Regions from separate parts of the Homo sapiens genome. Here region 2 is linked to region 1. A link is an interaction called in ENCODE POLR2A ChIA-PET data of the cell type or tissue named here. Cell type or tissue: Panc1. All regions are shown on one strand. Links, peaks and the distances in the headings refer to the core of each region. The heading gives the core; the rest is flanking DNA. Region 1 holds the start of RNF180 (ring finger protein 180). Region 2 has its middle 160 kb from the start of HTR1A.

What was found. ChIA-PET counts read pairs that join two places held together with the same protein. Peaks named below come from ENCODE experiments on the same cell type or tissue, not always from the same donor. Only the 100,000 strongest peaks of a DNase experiment are listed, where the experiment ranks them.
Region 2: POLR2A ChIA-PET joins it to region 1 with 7 read pairs; 2 of 35 experiments call an interaction of 5 or more read pairs at or near these places.

What each region holds. Positions count from the first base shown.
Region 1 is chr5:64,162,273-64,170,959 of GRCh38, forward strand. RNF180 (ring finger protein 180) reads left to right here and starts at 3,571. Exons shown (of 8, transcript NM_001113561.2): 1 at 3,571-3,681. In Panc1, for the core only: no CTCF peak of the experiment used is centred there; no DNase peak of the experiment used is centred there; H3K4me3 peaks cover 1,550 bases; H3K27ac peaks cover 1,078 bases; H3K27me3 peaks cover 471 bases.
Region 2 is chr5:63,797,104-63,805,790 of GRCh38, forward strand. No RefSeq gene overlaps it. Among named protein-coding and RNA genes, the nearest start is that of HTR1A, 160 kb to the right of the region's middle. In Panc1, for the core only: no CTCF peak of the experiment used is centred there; a DNase peak (open chromatin) is centred at 8,205.

The DNA.
Region 1 (8,687 bases), core at 455-8,454:
TACGATATTACTATTATCTCCTGTTTACAGATGAAAAAACTGAGGCACAGAGAGATTAAGAAACTTGTTCTCAGGTTATACACTTGTAAGTGGAAGATTTGAGACTCAAGCCGAGGAAGAGTTCCACACCTGTGCTATTCTACACTGCCTCAAGAGTCAGCATATCCAGTGGCCTTTTCTCATTCTCTTTAGCCTCTTTGTCCAGTTCGACTATGCATTTGCTCTTCAAACTTGCATAGAAAGCTTTAGGTTTCCAGTCCTTCTATTAGGAACTTCTTTAGGTTTTCTTCTGCTCTGCCTCCTAAATCTAAGGTTTTCCTAATAATTCTCTGCTCTTTTCTTGGTAATCTCACATACCTCTGTGCATTAACTCAAACCTCTAATTTTGAACTTCCTGCTGTTTCCAATTCACCCAATGTCCTGCTAGGGCCTCAAATGGCATGAATTGCATCACACAATGTTGGGTTTGTAGGAAGAAATTAAATTTTTTTATTATTTCAGTCTTGTTGGAAATTATAATTTATGCTAGAGGTTATAAAATTCAACCGTTAGGTAATGAGATTATTGACACAGGTGCTTTGGGAGGACTAAAGATTCAGCTAGCCATTATATCCGGTGTGATGAGAGATAATGTTAGTTAATATTTAGATACTAATTACCTAGTAGTTAAAATAAATCTGTACTTATTTTGTATCTTATAATCATAAAGCTGAGTTTTTGTCTGTCTTTTTACTAAAATGTAAATGATCTTCCTGAAATATTGAAAATCATACTCTTCGTTTGTACCTTTGAGATGATGAATATTTGTTAAGATGTTTATTAAAGGAAAAAGTGTTTCTTCACTTCTGGTTGTAAAATGACTGGAGAGGTTGTTTTTAGTTTATCACACCTGTGCAAATTAATTCCTCTCTAGAGTCATGGGTTCTCATACTTGACTTTTCTTTAGAATCATCTGATATCCCACATCAAGAAATTCTGATTGAATTGTACCACAGTAAGAACAGGGCATTGGTATTTTCACAAGCACTCCAGGTTATTCCAATGTGCTTCCAAGGTTGAGAATCATTGCTCAGAAGTTACACTTTTTAAGGTTGCTCAATAAATATGGGACACCCAGTTAAATTTTAACTTTTAGTAACCAAATATTTTTAGTGTGTTTTATACTAAGAATTAATTCACTGTTTATCCAAAATTCAATTTTAACTGGGCATCCTGTGTTTTTATTTGTGAAACTTGTCAACCTTATCATTTCTCTGAGTTCATCCCTGTGATTTCATCAGAAATAAGAGATTATATTACATTACTGAATTAGAAAGCATCAAGACTTTCATCTTGTCTTTCTTCTTTCAGTCCTGTTTGTAATAAATCTTGTACCTCCAAAAGTTTATTTCTTTAAAAAGGAAGCACTGCAAATTCAGCCAGGAGGCCAATCTTTTCCTCTAGAAGTTACCCACATTCTCCCTCTTGGGTGTTTCCAGGGTGGTTCCCTCCCGGAAAGGAAGGTCAAGTCTCTCTCAGGCTTCAAAGCTCTCTGACATTTCTTGCCATCTCATCTTTCTGATTCTAGGTGGAGAAAGTTTTCTGCTTTTAAAGATTCATGTGATTAGGCTGGGCCTACGTAGGTAATCCGAAATAGTCTCCCTATTTGGGTCAGTCACTTTTATGACATCAGTAAAGTCCCTTTTCTATATACTGTAACATCTTTGCAGGATCCAGAGATTAGAATGTGGACATTTTGGGGGAGCCATTCTGCCTACCACAGTTGTTGCGGGTGTCACCTTCACTTCTCTTTTCTATCAGATTCTCTGTCTAACCACTTTGTTATAGAATACATCCTCCAATTGCTTCCTGAGAAAGAATGCATGAAAATACTATTTAAACCTTTGTATATTTGAAAATGTCTTTTTAAACCTCATACTTCATCAATTTCAAAATTGGAAATCATTTTTTTCTCAGAATTTATCTTTTATTTATGTTTCTGTTGAGAATCCAATGCCATTCTGATTTCTAAATCTTCATAAATCACCTCCTATTTTTTCCTCCATGAAAGTTAAGATCTCTCTGACTCATGTGGTTTGAAATTTCACAACTTGGTTATAGAAAATTTTTATCCATTAAACTGAGAGCTCATGTGCTTCTGTCCTTTAGCTCTGAGAACTGTTGTCCTCGTTTTCTTTGGTAATTATCTTTCTTCTCTTTGTTCTACTAGCTGTTAGATATTCCACCTTTCCTTGCCTAACTGCCCTGGCTAGTGCCTCCACTATAATGTTGAATAGAAGTAGCAACAATTGACATCCTTGTCTTATTCCTGATTTTAGGTGAAAATGTTCATTCTTTCAAGATTAAGTATGATGTTAATTATGGATTTTTCAGAGGCTCTTTATTAGGTTGAAGAAGTTTCCTTTTATTCCTAGTTGAAGTGTTTATATCAAGAAAGGGTGTTAGATTTTGTCAATTGCTTTTCCTTCATCTTTTGAGATGATCATGTGGTTTTTACATTTAGTCTATTTAAAGTAGTGTGTTACATTAATTTTGTATGTCACACCAAACTTGCATTCCTGAGATAAATCCTACTTGGTCATGTTGTATAATTTTTTAAAATGTTGCTGGGTTTGGCTTGCTAGTATTTTGTTGAGGATTTTTATGTTACTATGCATAAGGTATATTGGTCTGTAGTTTTCTCGTGATGTCTTTCATTTTGTTCTTTATTTCCTTGTATTTCCAGATGGGAAGTCACTGCATACAGCCCTAATCTTAGGACAAGTTTCCAAGTAAGCCACTTCAGGCAAATAAAAATTTCTGTATCTAGCAGAGAAACAAAGCTGTATATTTTTTTTGAGGTTCCCTCCTAGCTCCCTTCCCTCTCCTCAAGCCAACTAATAAAACTTGCTTTTTATATTCCGAATCTTATTTATAGTCGTTTGATCATCTATGAGGCACCTGCAAGTCAACATTTACTGCACGCGGCCCCCTCACTCCCTAAATAAGCACTTTTGATTTACCGCCAGTCATCAACTCACCTCCCAACTGCAATTTGTCAAGAGTAGTGTCAGGTGCACTTTAGTGGTTAATCTCCTTGCACATCGGTGGAACTTTAGGCACAAGAAGGTAAGCAACGAAGATAGTGATATACGAAGGGAAAACTAAACCCAGGTAGCGTTGCCAGCTTAAAAGTCCTAGGCATGGGGATGGGTGGATGGGACGCCGGCCTAAGATTTTAGCAGGGAACAGACCCAGTAGTTGGCTTGGATCTCTTAACTCCAGAAAAGGCCGAGTGAGGACAAGGGAGACCACAGGGATAATTTCTGTGGCTCTGGTAAGGGGATGACAAGGGAGAAAAACTTTCCCACGGTTCCGTCTGGCCCGCGGCGCTTGTCTGCCTGCGCGGGGTCAAAGCCCGGCGCCGCCCACGCGCGGCTCGGGTGGGAACCCGCAGACGTGGGGCGAGCAGGGCCGCTGGCTGTGGCGGGCGAGCGCCGGGGCGCCACGTCCGAGGCCGCGGGGTCGGGGCTGCAGGCACAGCTCGAGCGCTTTCCGCGGGGTTTGGCTCCTGTCGCTTCCCGTCTCGCCGAACCGGCATCGCCGCCGCCGGAGCCGCAGCGAGTCCTCAGAGCCTGGCTGCTGGCGGCCGGGAGCGCCGGGACGGGGCGCGAAGCCGGAGGCTCCGGGACGTGGATACAGGTAAAGGCCGGCGGGTCGGAGTCGGGCGGGGCGCGGCGGCGGCGCCTCTCGGAGGGACCTGGCCTCGGCCGGGCCCTACCCAGCCGCGGTGGCCCGGGCCCCCACGTTGGCCCAGGCGGGGACGTGCCAAGGGGCTGGGCTAGGGTTGCCGCTGGCCTGGCCGCCTCTCGCCCGGCGGGCCTCAGGTGACGCGGCCGCGGCTTAACTTTCGCACCTGAGGCTCTCGGAGCGGCCTCGGGGCGCGCCCACCTGGAGGTTGGAATTACACAGGGTCGAAAAAGCTGAGTCCTGGAGGCGAGGCGCTGTAGGTGTGGCGGAGGAGGCCGGGGAAGGTGGGGTGGGTGCCAGGGGTCCAGTACTGAACCCTCTCCAGGTCTGAGGTGGGGAACTGCGTCTTGTTTAATTTCGGAGCTTGTGGGGACCACACAGCCCCTTCCACGGCCGATTCCCTCTGCACGGTTCCACTTTCCTTTGTCTAGCCCATTTCAGTATCGGCGTCGCAGTCGCTTTTGTTGCAGCCTTGGGTCCGGAGTGTACGACTTTCTGCTAGGCAGAGGTCATAAGCTCTGAAATCCATCGGGCGGAGGTGGGGAGATGGTCCTTTGGTGGGAAATTACTAGTGCTGTTATGAACACTAACACATATATTCCACCTTGTTTTTTTTCGAGATAGTGCTCATTATTTTCGTAGCATCTAACAGTTGTAAGTGTATCTGTGAGAGCATTCATTAGTTAACTTCAAAGGAGCATTATGCGGTCGGGTTACTATTATCCCATTTTATAGACCAGACAGCTGAGGCACCCAAGAGGCAAAGTGATTATATCAAAACTAAGCAGTCAATCCTTGTGGAATCTGTGATTAGAACTTGTCTGACTAGAGTTGTCCTTGGTCCAGTTGGTCTCTTAGTCTCAAACAAAATTTAGCTCTCAAAGATGGACGGTCTGATGCTCATTGTATTTTTATATACTCATTAATTGTTAAAACCTTTCTTAAAAAATAGAGTCAATTCCTTTCAGACTCCTGTTATAGTACCCCTAAAAGTGATACTTGAAAGATCATAAACACTTCAGTTTCAAATGAGTGGTATCATTTGAGTCGTAGAAAGAAGTAAAATTCCGTTGTCTTTTATCTGTCAGACTTTCGTCTCTTGTATAAATGTAGTGCCACTGGCAGCCCAAAGATACTTTGGTGACAATGGCAGAAACTCTAAATATTTATTTAATAAGTAGAATCGAGGAGGCGAGCTGTTAGGTTTCCCGGAATATTTGAGTAAGTTTTTTCTCATAAAGAATCAAAAATTTAGGAGAATAGTCATTTTAATTATTGTAATGAAAAATTATCTCGTAATTGTGTACGTGTTATGTTGTACTTTATCTCTCTGGAACCATCAACAATTTACCAGTTTCCCTAGGGTTTGCTCTTAGTTTTGTCAATGGTATTTTATTACCCCATTTTTCTTCCTCTCTTTCATTTTTTGTGTGTTTGGTTTTTCAAAGTGAAGATTTTTTCTTCGAAAATTCAAAAAATAATATTGAAAAAATCAACAAGATTTCTTTCTTGATAAAATAGACTTAATTAGCACTTTTTTGAGTGTGTCTGAGGACCGACACCAGCCTCTTTAATAAGCACCTCATACATGAAGCAGGAATTCTTCCAGGCAAGAATGCAATAAATTAATCATTTTAATATATTTCTGTAATATGACATAGCTACCTGAATGATAATGCTTTTTACTCTTACAATGTCTTTTTCATTAAGGAGCATAAAGATTAAAAATTTCGCTTAAATTTTGCTAACTACATAGTACAAGGGGACAGTGTGCTTAGACTTAATTGTTGCTTTCATGGAATAAACACAGTTCTCTCTCCCTTATACCACCTCCATTTGGCCATCTGAAAAAAGAATGGTGATGTGTCCTTTCCTTCATAGGGATATTTGGGGAATTAATGAAGTAATATCTCGAAAGTAGTTTGAACTCCACGGAAGAAAGCAGCTTTGTAACTTTGAAATGTGATTGCAGAGTCTTGAAACATTTTCCCTCCTTAAACGTGCTGTCGTTTATATTTTTAGAGAGTGGTCATTCCAAGTAGTCACCTCAGGAGGCTAAAAACTTATTCCAGTAGTGCTGCTGCCATTCATAATTATTTTGTATTTTTTGAAATTTCTAGTCAATTTACAAGCAAAATAAAAACATTTCATGATAACATTCATAAACACTTGTTTTTGTTTCTATTTTTTAATCAAAAAACTAATTCAGCTTGAGTACCTATTTTCTTTGCTAAATTTGGCAGAATGATTTCTACATGGTTGTAAAACTCAGTTCTACCTTCAAGATTTTACCACTATTAAGGATATTTAAAGGATTGTCCTGATGGCTACGAAGGCAGTTTTAAAAGGGCAGTTTAAAAATAGTTTAAAATAATGACAGACATTGTTAGAATTTGCAACCTTCCCAGAAGTCTACTACAAAGGGGACAGTGCTTACTTGTAGGCTGAAGTTCTGTGTGTATGTGCACATTTGCATGTAATCTCTGTTGTAACCTATCAATTATCTCTTTTCATCACATTGATTTCTTAGAAATCAGATATTTTACTTACATATTAAATAGAGTACATTAAGTAGATCACATCATACTGGAACAATGTTAGATTGGGAGTGTATTTCATAGAGAAGTTTGAATGTCACATAAATTTAAATTTAAATCTTTGTAACAATTTTGAATAATAAAATGTGGCTCCATATTGTATGTTTTGAGTGTAATACAGCCAAGGCAATATAGCCTCAAAATATAAAATTGCTATTTCCAAAAAAAAAGTTATTAACAAGTTGTGTGTGCAACAGACTTTCCTGACCACACCGATGTCAAAAGAAAAAATTTCGACAAATTTAGTTTAAATATCAAATTGGCTTTTATTAGCAATTCTGAAATTGGGTAGCATCTCATTCCATAAAATAGAATGCCATGCCCTAGGCATGGCAGAATAGTTGGTTTTTGTAAGGTGGAAACAAGGAAACAGAGTATTTTTAAAAGTCTGTTGGTTAACATCAGATTACTTAAGGTTACTTTTAAGTGTTAAAGCAGAAGGGGCTACTTATGCCAGCTTAGGTTTACTAAGCCCTTTCCTGTTGCAGCAAATCTCCTGTTTTCAGGAAAAACTAGTTTGGTCTTTGAACTAGTTCCTTACAGTTTCAGACTGATTATGTGGCACTGAGCATGAGTGACTCCCTTTTGGTTTGATCTCTTCGGGCCTAGTGGAGGAGCTCCGTCTAAAACAACGTCCTGTTGTAAATATTATTTAACAATTCTGTCCTTTCAGTAAGCTTTCACCTAAGTGAGAGTGTGACCAAAACTTAGGGCATTAACGCTACTCTCAGTTACTATCATTCTGGGTTTCCAGTCTCAACATGTCATTAATAGGTTAGGTGTCCTCATTATCATAGGTTTCTTTGAGTTTTTATCATATCAGCTGGAGAGAGATCATTGACATTCAGCAGATTGCTGCATGCAGTCATTTAAAACTTTTGAGAGAATGCAGCACACTAGGGAGACTACCATTATGACTATCAGAAAGATAATACCAAGAGTTTGGAATGTGATTCTTAATCAAAGTTCCCATGAACCAAACCCACTGAAATTGGACAGATCAAAGAACGAGAAAGACAAAGAATCCACTTATTTTAACCAAGTAGCCTGTTTAATTTTTTTTGCAACTGAGTCTCTATAATACCGGAATTTATCCATGTGCAACAATAAGTGTTACCAACTGCAAAGACTCCTCGCTCTTTGACCAGTAGAAATCTAGAGCAATTCTGTTAATACCTAGTATAACTTTAACAAGAGAATTCAAAGAAGTCTTGTGCAGCTATAGCATTGCAGTAGAATCTTCTATAGAGGCTATTTCGCGGGATAAATTCTAATCATTACTTCATTTGTATTACTCTAAGCCATAGGAAAAGGGACCTAACAAAGCCGATCCAAAAGGGTTAATGCCTCTTGGCAGTGTTCTCTTTAATCTATGACATAGGTAAGGAGTGAGCCAGTATTCCACTTCTGGATTATGGAGTGACAACTTACCATTTAGATTTTTAGCCCACATTGACCCTTCATCCTCTACCTGTCAAGGCATGAGGTTGCCTGTGTATAAGGTTGGCCACAGAGTTATCCACAAATAATGATACACCCTGTGGGTGCACATAAGGACTGCTTCCCAGTTCTGTTGTTTGTGGATATATTGCTTGGAATGGTGGATTTAGCAGTTTCTAGCCAAGGTTAAAAAACTAATATGTTTGCACTAAGTCAGTTTGAAATAAACTCTATTCAGGCTTTTGGTACAATCCTGTCTTATGATACACTCATTTGGACTTGGTTCTTGTATCCCATGACTGGATTAAATTAAAACAGGGAGAGAGAACAAGTGGGTCTAGAAATCTGACTCTATAAGAGGGACCAGTAGCACAATTTAAACAAGCAGTTGTGTTCGGGGTGTTTTTAAGTTAGCCACTGAGTAGATTAAAAGATCTTTTAAGTTATGTAAAGATTTGGGTTTGGCAGGACAGATCCAACACTCTGTGAAGTTACCTACAGAAGCAACTGGTTATGACAGTATTATCCTGCCTAGCGGAAAAGGCATAAGAAAGGAAAAATTAAGAGGGATAAGAATCTTATTATGATGGAGGATCTTTTTCTGATGTCTTGGGAAAAGCCATCCACAGTGTGAAGTCATCAGCTTCTTATCCTGGTTAACCTGATTTTTTAAGGTCTGTGGCTTAAGAAGAGAAGCAGGTGGCATCAGGAGGTGGTCTTTTATGAGGGAGATGTGAATCCAGGGGTCAACACCTTTGAGTTTAGCTGCTATGCCTGTAGTCAGGAGCACTTGGTATGGTCCTTTCCAGTGGGATTCAAGAGCAGTCTTTCTTTGAAGACATTTCGAGAACACCCAGTCACCAGGTTCCAACAAGCCTTTTTGGTTCTGTGTCTTGAAAGTCTTCCTTTACCTGTTGGTGA
Region 2 (8,687 bases), core at 425-8,424, 370 kb before region 1:
GATGAGGATGATGATGATAGTAACTATTAGTTACTGATCTTTTATTAGGCACTGTCATTGTTTGCAATACCTCGTTTAATTCTCTTGCAATTATACAATGTAGGCCCTATTGTTATCTCAGTTTTCTAAATAAAGAAACTGAGGTTTTGAAGAGTTAGATAACTTGTCCGAGGATGCACAGTTGGTAAACATAAGAGCAAATTTTTAACTCGTATCTGCCTTCAGAGTCTGCATTTCTAACAGTTAATCTAACATCTCAAGATAACTACAGCGTTGTTATCTTGGGTCTGCAAAAATAAAACAACAAAACTGAAGGAGTGCCTAAAGCAGGAGTCCAAAAATAAAACCACATTCATAGAGTTAGCAAACTAGCCTCCTTATTATAATGATAACCTATGATTCTGATTCAATAAGGAATACTAATTAAGAGGCAACAAATTAAAGCAAACGAAAAGGTAACTAACTACACATAAAATAAAATAACTCTCCAGACTTGAATTATTTAATTCTCACTCTATTTGTGGTATTCCAAGATCTTGGCAAACTGACCTTTTCTCTTAATTTGTCCTCATTAGTAGCTCCCAAGTTTACATCATATTTTCCCCCACATTCAGTTTCTTCATGAAATATGTAGGCTTAGCTTCTGGTTCAGTTAGAGTCAACATGCAATCCCATTTTTCTGCAGCCACTCTATGATTTCATCTTAAGTGAGGGCTGTTGTTTTCTACAAAATAAGTGGGTGATAATTATTTTGTTTTGTTTAGTTTCACACTGAGAAGATGAGTGTGAAAAATCTAAAGAGGCAATTATTTTAATAAAATATTTTCTGCACAGTAGAATAGCAGTTTTTAAAATTAAGATACTGGTGAGATTGTAGCAATATTCTTACATTCCAGTAGTAGAAGAATGGTTAAGTGGTTATGCTACTTAATATGCAATACAATATACCCATTGGAAGAAATACTCATGGAGAGTTCACATTCATATGAGGGTATGTTTATGTTGCCCTACTAAATGGAAAAACAGGGTACTAAATTGTATAAATAGTTAAATTTCAACTATAAAATATATGTGCAGCAAAGAGAGGAGTAGGAAAAAAGAAAATGATTCTCTCTGGGGAATAAATGTAGAATGATAGTTTTCATTCTACATTCTGTATTTCAAAAATAGCTTATAGAAAGCACAAATTCTTTGCATACATTAAAACTGTTTATTTCATATTTGAGGAATAAATGTGTTGATAGAAAATGCAACATGACTAAAATTCCACCTATTTGATCACAGACTATTTTGCCATACTTTCTAATGAGCTAAGAACATCGTTTCAGCATGAAAGTCTCCTTTTCTCTGACATTTAGATAAATAAGTAGACAACACATTTTCCTTATTCCAAAGCTTCCTGTTTCTTAAAAAGAAAGAGATAAGGAAGAAAGAAATGAAGGAAGAAAGGACATTTGTGATGAAATGAGCAGTCATAGTTTCTACACTGGCTGTGTGAATCTGGGCAAGAAACCAGATTCTTGTCACTTTGGTTTTGCCATCTGATATTGTTTGGCTGTGTCCCCACGCAAATCTCATCTTGAACTGTACCTCCTATAAGTCACATCTTGAACTGTACCTCCCCATATGTCATGGGAGGGTCCTGGTGGGAAGTAATTGAATCGGGGGGGTGATTTATCCCATGCTGTTCTCGTATTAGTGAATAAGTCTCACGAGATCTTATGGTTTTATAAGGGGCAGTTCCCCTGCACACGCTCTCTTGCCTGCTGCCACGTAAGATATGACTTTGCTTCTCCTTCACTTTCCCATCATGATTATAAGGCCTCCCCAGCCATGTGGACCTATGAGTTCATTAAATCTCTTTTTCTTTATAAATTACCCAGTCTCAGATATGTCTTTATTAGCAGCATGAGAGCAGACTAATACACCATGTGTAAAAGGGGAGTAATAATAAATTATGATGTAGCGACTAAGACCACCAACACTGTAACCTGATTCTAAAGCTACACAATGCAGCCATATGGTCCGAGTTCAAATTCTGGCTCCACCATATCCCAACTGTATGATCTTGGGCAGGTTAATTTATCTCTCTGTCTTGGTTTTATCTTCTGCAAAATTATGTTAAGAATGAGAAGACATTAGATTCTTGAGGTTTAATATGTGATATGGTTTGGCTCTGTGTCCTGACCCAAATCTCATTTGGAATTGTAAACCACAGGTGTCAAGGAAGGGAGCTGTTGAGAGGTGACTGGGTCACAAGAATGATTTTCTCCATGCTGTTCTCATGATAGTGAGTGAGTTCTCATGAGAGCTGATGGTTTTAAGTGTTTGGCAGTTCCCTCTTCATGTTCTCTCTCTCTCCTGCTGCCGTGTAAGACGTGCCTTGCTTCCCATTCACCTTCCACCGTGATTTTAGGTTTCCTGAGGCCTCCCAGCCATGTGGAACTGTGAGTCAAGTAAACCTCTGTTCTTTATTAATTACCCAATCTCTGGTAGTATCTTTATAGCAGTGTGAGAATGGACTATACAATATGCTTATAAAAATGCCTAGTGTATATGAGGCATTATAAAAGTGTTAACTATTGCTACTAACCTCATCAGTAGTTGATCATAATTCACTTAAAATGTCAGCAACCTTCTCAACAAATCCTTCTCTCACAGTTCTTCAGGTCAGAAGTTCAACATGGGTATCACTGGGCTTAAAGCAAGTTATCAGCTAGACTTTATTAATTTCTAGAGGCTCTTGGGTAGAATTTGTTTCCTTCCCTTTTCCAGCTTTCTGGCTTCTGCCCACATTCCTTGGCTTGTGATCCCTTCTTGCAACTTCAAAGCCAGTAACTGCAGGTTGAGTCCTTCTCATGCTATCATTTCCCTTGTTTTCTACAGCCAGGAAGGTTCTCGGCTTTGAAGGAATTATGTGCTTATATTAGGACCATCAGAATAACCCAGGATGACCTCCTCCTCTCAATGTCTTTAATCTTAACCACACTTGCAAAGTCCCTTTTGCCATGTAAAGTAACATATTTACATATTCTAAGGATAAGAGCATGGACATCTTTGAGGGCTATTATTCTGCCTATCACTTCTTCCCATTCCATACAAATATAGACACACCCACACTTTATGTATGTAATAATTTTACCACACCTTTCTCTTTCATTTCAATAAAACAATTTCATAATGCCACCATTTTAGCTATAATAGGGATAAAGTACTTTATCTTAACCCATTATTTGTAAAGGAAATAGAGACTTTACTTTTAGTTTTTGCCAAAACTATTACTTCTAGGAGATTAGGGCAGTGGCTATATTTCAGAATCTCATTTCCAGGAATGTTCAGATTAAAAGAAGAGATGATCCCCATAGCCCTTTCCAAAATCAATGATGGCACTTCTTTTTTTGCCTCTTCAGGTAGGAAGTCAAGGAACTCTGTAATGAAGGACACAACAGGCTGCTGTCCATTCTTGAGTGATGCTTAGTCCAAATATCTCCCGGTTATTTGATGCAGGAAATTCCCATGGTAACATAATCCTCATTCTTAAAGAAAAGGAATATTTTAAGAAATAAATATGGTTTTGCAATGATTATAACAGTTATTTATACTCTGACTCAATTGCTATTAGCGAATATGAAAATAGAAGGTGAGGGGATGGAAAATGATCTGGAAACATTATAAAGAAAGAAGCACTATAGAGGGAGTAGCTGGAGGTGCAGGGTGCCTTAGATCTACTGAAGGTCACTTAGAAATTTGAGAAACAGAATGGAAGGAGGGGATTTCAAGAAATGCACATCATGAATTCAGTATGTTGCCAAAGAGGAACGTGCCAGTCATGCTAACCTTGTGCTTCACTATGTTGCCAGAGGTTCTGTTGTTGGGTCTTAGAAAGTGATTCCCCAAAGGCTGGCTCTTTAAACATGTAGAGGCCTTTGAAGGTGTCTCAGAACCAAGGTCCCCGTAACCTTGTCTTGTTCCCAGCCCCCTCCAGATGTAAGGAGGGATGCTCTCTGGAATTTCCTTATTTGACCAAGAAAGCTTCCTTCCAAAAGAAATGCAACTGTCTTACACTCTCTTCCTGGGGATCTTATCAAAAAGCCAGGAAAGATAAACCATCAGAGAAGAGGAGAAACTGGGAGTTGTTGCCATGCTCAGACAGACTTTTCATCTATTCTTCTGAGGGAAGCTCCAAGAGATTCCCTAGGGAACTTTATCTGTATCATATAACAACATTTTCCCTATGCAGCTCCACCCCTCACCTTCCCTTAATGTCTGCATCCCAGGTCCTTACATCTCTACCCTATGAGTAGAGTATTTAAGCATCAACCATCTGGTCCCTATTTGAATTCATATTTTGAACTCAAAACTTGGCATGAAGCTATATGAGCATCAGTAAAAGCAACAAATATTTACTGACCACCAGCTCTGTACTAAATACCAGGCTAGACTTAGGCCAGTCACTCTGCCATTTTGATACCATTTCATGGAGAGAGTAAGAAGGGAAGGAAGGAAGGGAGGGAGAGAGAAGAGAAGAGAAGAGAAGGAAGGAAAAGAAAGAAAGAAAGAGAAAGAAAAAAGAAGAAAAAAGAAAAAGAAAGAAAGAAAGGAAGAAAGAAAGAAAGAAAGAAAGAAAGAAAGAAAGAAAGAAAGAAAGAAAGAAAGAAAGAGAAGGAGGGAAGGAAGGAAGGAAGAAAAACTATAGATATAAAGTCTAAAATACATAATTATTTTTTCCTTAAAGCAAATCTGTATTTGTGTATATAAAAGTTTAGTGAAATATCTATAGGCAGAAAAGTGATCTCACTTTCAAGTACAGTTTTGTGTTATTTAATAGCCCCCCTTACTACTTAGAAATTTAGTAATTTTAGCAGTAGATACTCTTCTGGTATTAGAAATCCTTCTACACAAGTATCATGGGGCACATGCAATATGATCAACTTTATGGCACACACCTGACTCACACACACAAATGCACACACATGCATACAAACACACACACGACTAAATCATTTAGGGTGTATGGCAAATATGAAGCAGTAGAAAAAGTACTGAATGGAGAATCACATTACCAATTTATTGCCTTCTTAGCCAACAAATTTTTGTATGTCCCTGGACCAGTCACTCAGTCTCTTTGAACTTCAATTTCTTCATCAATGAAACTGGGGACAGGAATAAATTATTCTTAATTCTAAAACTAGATTCATTTCATGCCAAACCCAATTTGTAAACAGAATTAATTTTCCAAAGCAAACAGCAACAAGCTCCCAAGGTAAACATTATTAACTCTAACTAAACATGAACAAGTAATAAAAAAGTAATAGATAATGATAAAATAATAAACTCACATTGCATCTATACCATATTTCAGGCTATCCTGCTACCTCCAACCTACCCCCAAAAGTGTAATGACAAGCAACGTTTACAAATAAGACTAAGACATCCATTATTTTCTCTCACTATGGTACCCATTGCCCACCTCAGAGACCTCAATCTCCATCTCATGTTACATTCTCACAAAATGTATGAATTAAAGGTTTCTGAGATTATCGGGGGACTTATCCCAGTTGTGTTCATGCTAAACCCTACCTAAGTCTACCACCTCTTAAAAAGATAAATGTTGCCACCCCGACACACCACGATTACATCTTCTCCCTCACAATTATTTTTTTGCTGCATATTCTTGGAGCCTTCTTCAGTGACACATGAGACTCCAAAAAAACAGGTCATTTTTCCTTTAGAATACAGACTCATAGTTTCATCATTTTGTAGCACTCTGTAGTGTTTCAGTAAAGGCTGACTCTTACTACCCGAGTTAAAATAAGAAATTCACTGACCAAATTCCATTGGTAAGAGCAAAGCAAATCTATCAATTTTTCTAACCTTATGGGATTTGGCTGCCATACCCTAAGTCTCACCAAGTCTGCCTTTACTAAGTTATAATTCATATTTTTCAAAATGACACAACATTTAACTAGATTCACATTATTATTTTCATAGTCTTCGCATAGATCCCTTAACATGTGCCTTTTGAATCAGCTTCAATATAATGTAATAACTAAATGTAAAACTCAGTTCTTTTATACTTCAGTTTCTTCCTTTTAAGAGATAAGAATTGCAGTCCAAAATGAACAGTTTCTCCCTTTAAAAAGGTATCTAATAACAAGAGCTGCTTTCTTAGATGTCTCAACACTGGGAGAGTAAAGTACCTGCTTCCTAGCAAGAAGACTGGCAGACACATCTGAGTGATTTGCACAAATGTAGGATGTGAGATTCCAGGAAGACAAATGGAAATGAGGCAAGTGCTGCCATGAGAATGTCTCCTGTGGAGAAACAGGAATTGTGCCTAGTCAAAAGCTGTGATACTTTTGCCATGTGAGATTGGTTAAACTATTAAAGTTGGGGAGGGGTGGAATGTGTTCAGGGAAAAAAGAAAAAAAAAGCGCTATCCAGAAGCAGAAGCAGTATTGTCCCTAGGAACAGACCAAAAAAAAAAAAAAAAAAAAAAAAAAAGCCTCCTGGCAAGGCAAGCCAGCTGAAGGCTCAGCTGTGTTTGTACTAACAGCCTTTCTGCTGATCTGACCTCTCCAGAGACCAGAAGGCTATAGGCTCCCCTCACAGTGGTTATCATCTTGTTTTCAAAAACTACAGACTGTATTGCATCCAAACCACAGGTTCTTCTGAGTTGGAGATCAGTATATTAGGTTAAAGCTGAAATCAGGGAAATATTTTAGCTCATATACCTCTGCAATTCATTCCCTAGGGAAGGATGAAGAAAAAGAGCTGAAGATATATCACTAAATAAATGTTAACTAGGTCAGAATTCACTATAGAAGTTTTTCAAAATTCTTGGGCTTACTGTTTTAGTCTATTTTCTGTTGCTTATAACAGAAAACCTGAAACTGGGTAATTTAAAAGAAAAGGAATTTATTTCTTACAGTTATGGGGGCTGAGAAGTCCAAAATCAGGGGACTGAATCTGATAAGAGCCTTCTTCCTGGTGTGAACTCTCTGGAGGGTCCCAGGTGGCACAGGGTATTGCTTGGTAGGGGACTGAGCATACTAGTATACCAGCTCAGATCTCTCTTCTTTTTCTTATGAAACCACCAGTTATCTTCCCATGATAACCCATTAATCCATTTATTCATGATTAATGCATTCATGAGAGCAGAGTCCTGTTAAAACCCCTGGCTCTCAATATTACCACATTGAGGTTTAAGTTTCAGCATGACTTTTGGAGGGGACAAATATTTGAATCATAGTTTTTACTATGAGAGCTTTAACTGAGCTCTGCCAAATTTCCACAAAAGGAAGCTGCTTCATTACTCTTTCATAGGAAGAAAAAAATCCCTAGAGTAGATTCTACAAAGACACATGACCTTATTCAAGGCACACATTTCAATACATACATCATCGTTTGACTGTAAGTCTTGCTAACTCCTGGTGAAATGCAAAAGCATTTCAGAGCAGTAGCAAAAGCCCTTAAAATGTTACCTAAGTACTGGTTGAGTAGATTAAATAGCACCAACCACAGAAATTAAAATAAAAGTTTGGATATTTCTATCCTGAAGGGATATAGTAAAGAATTAGGAGACAGCTAGACAAACACTCTAAAGTCTGGAATCTAATCTCCGTGTCTTTGATCCTCTGAACATTCTATCTAATGCTCTCCATCAGAACATTACACAATCTTGTCCTGCCTTCACAATCAAATTTTTAAAGCAATAATTTACTCTGGCTGGATTTCTAAACATTTCTATATATGTGCTGTTTATTCTTCAACACACTTTAACATTTTTTCCACCCTGACCCGTTCACTAAGACTCTTCTTACGGATATCAAAATACTTCCAGTGGTTAAATTCACATCTTATAATATTTCCCACAACCATTTGCTCATTTTCCCTTTAAGAAACCCTCTGCTATCAGGGCTTCCACAACCCAAATAACTCCTATATTTCCCTCACTTCCTTAAAATCTCTTTTTCAGAATTATTTGGGAGCACATTTCTTCTGCCCGCTCCTTAAATGTTGGAGTTCCCCAGAAGCTCATCTGTCTGCATGACTTCAAATCCCAAAGCATTTGTTTTCGGCCTACATTTCTCTCTTCAGAAAGTACATCCAATTTCTTCTGAAAAACTCTGCTTATAAATTCCATGAATATCACAGCAGTTATCACAATACCCAACATTCAATAGAAATTCAAAAAAATTGTATGAGTAACTGAGTAAACACATAGATGACTCTCTTTTCCTCTTATATGAATGAGTTGACTATTTTCTGAAGTCTCATGTGGTCATTGTTTACTGTTTGGGTACCTATATTTATCTATCTCCCCTGCAGGATTTTTTAGGACAAGGACTGCTGTCTTCATATACCCTATGGCTATGGCAGTGCCTTGTACAGTGTTAGCTTCTCATCAAATGTTTCTTACTAAATATGAATGGATAAACATATTACATATGTGGATTTAAAAAATAAAATTCATATTTTAAAGAGCCATTTAAAATAAATTAAAAATTAAAATAAGATCTAGAAAGCCTAATCTTGCCTAACACCCTCCTTTTATAGAAATGATAAACCAACTTACTTACAGAGCTAGGTAGTAGCTATTGTTACTGGAACCCAGGTCTTTCACCTCTGAAGCTTCTGATATTTTGTATATAATAGTTACATTCACTTAATTAGCAAAACAATGA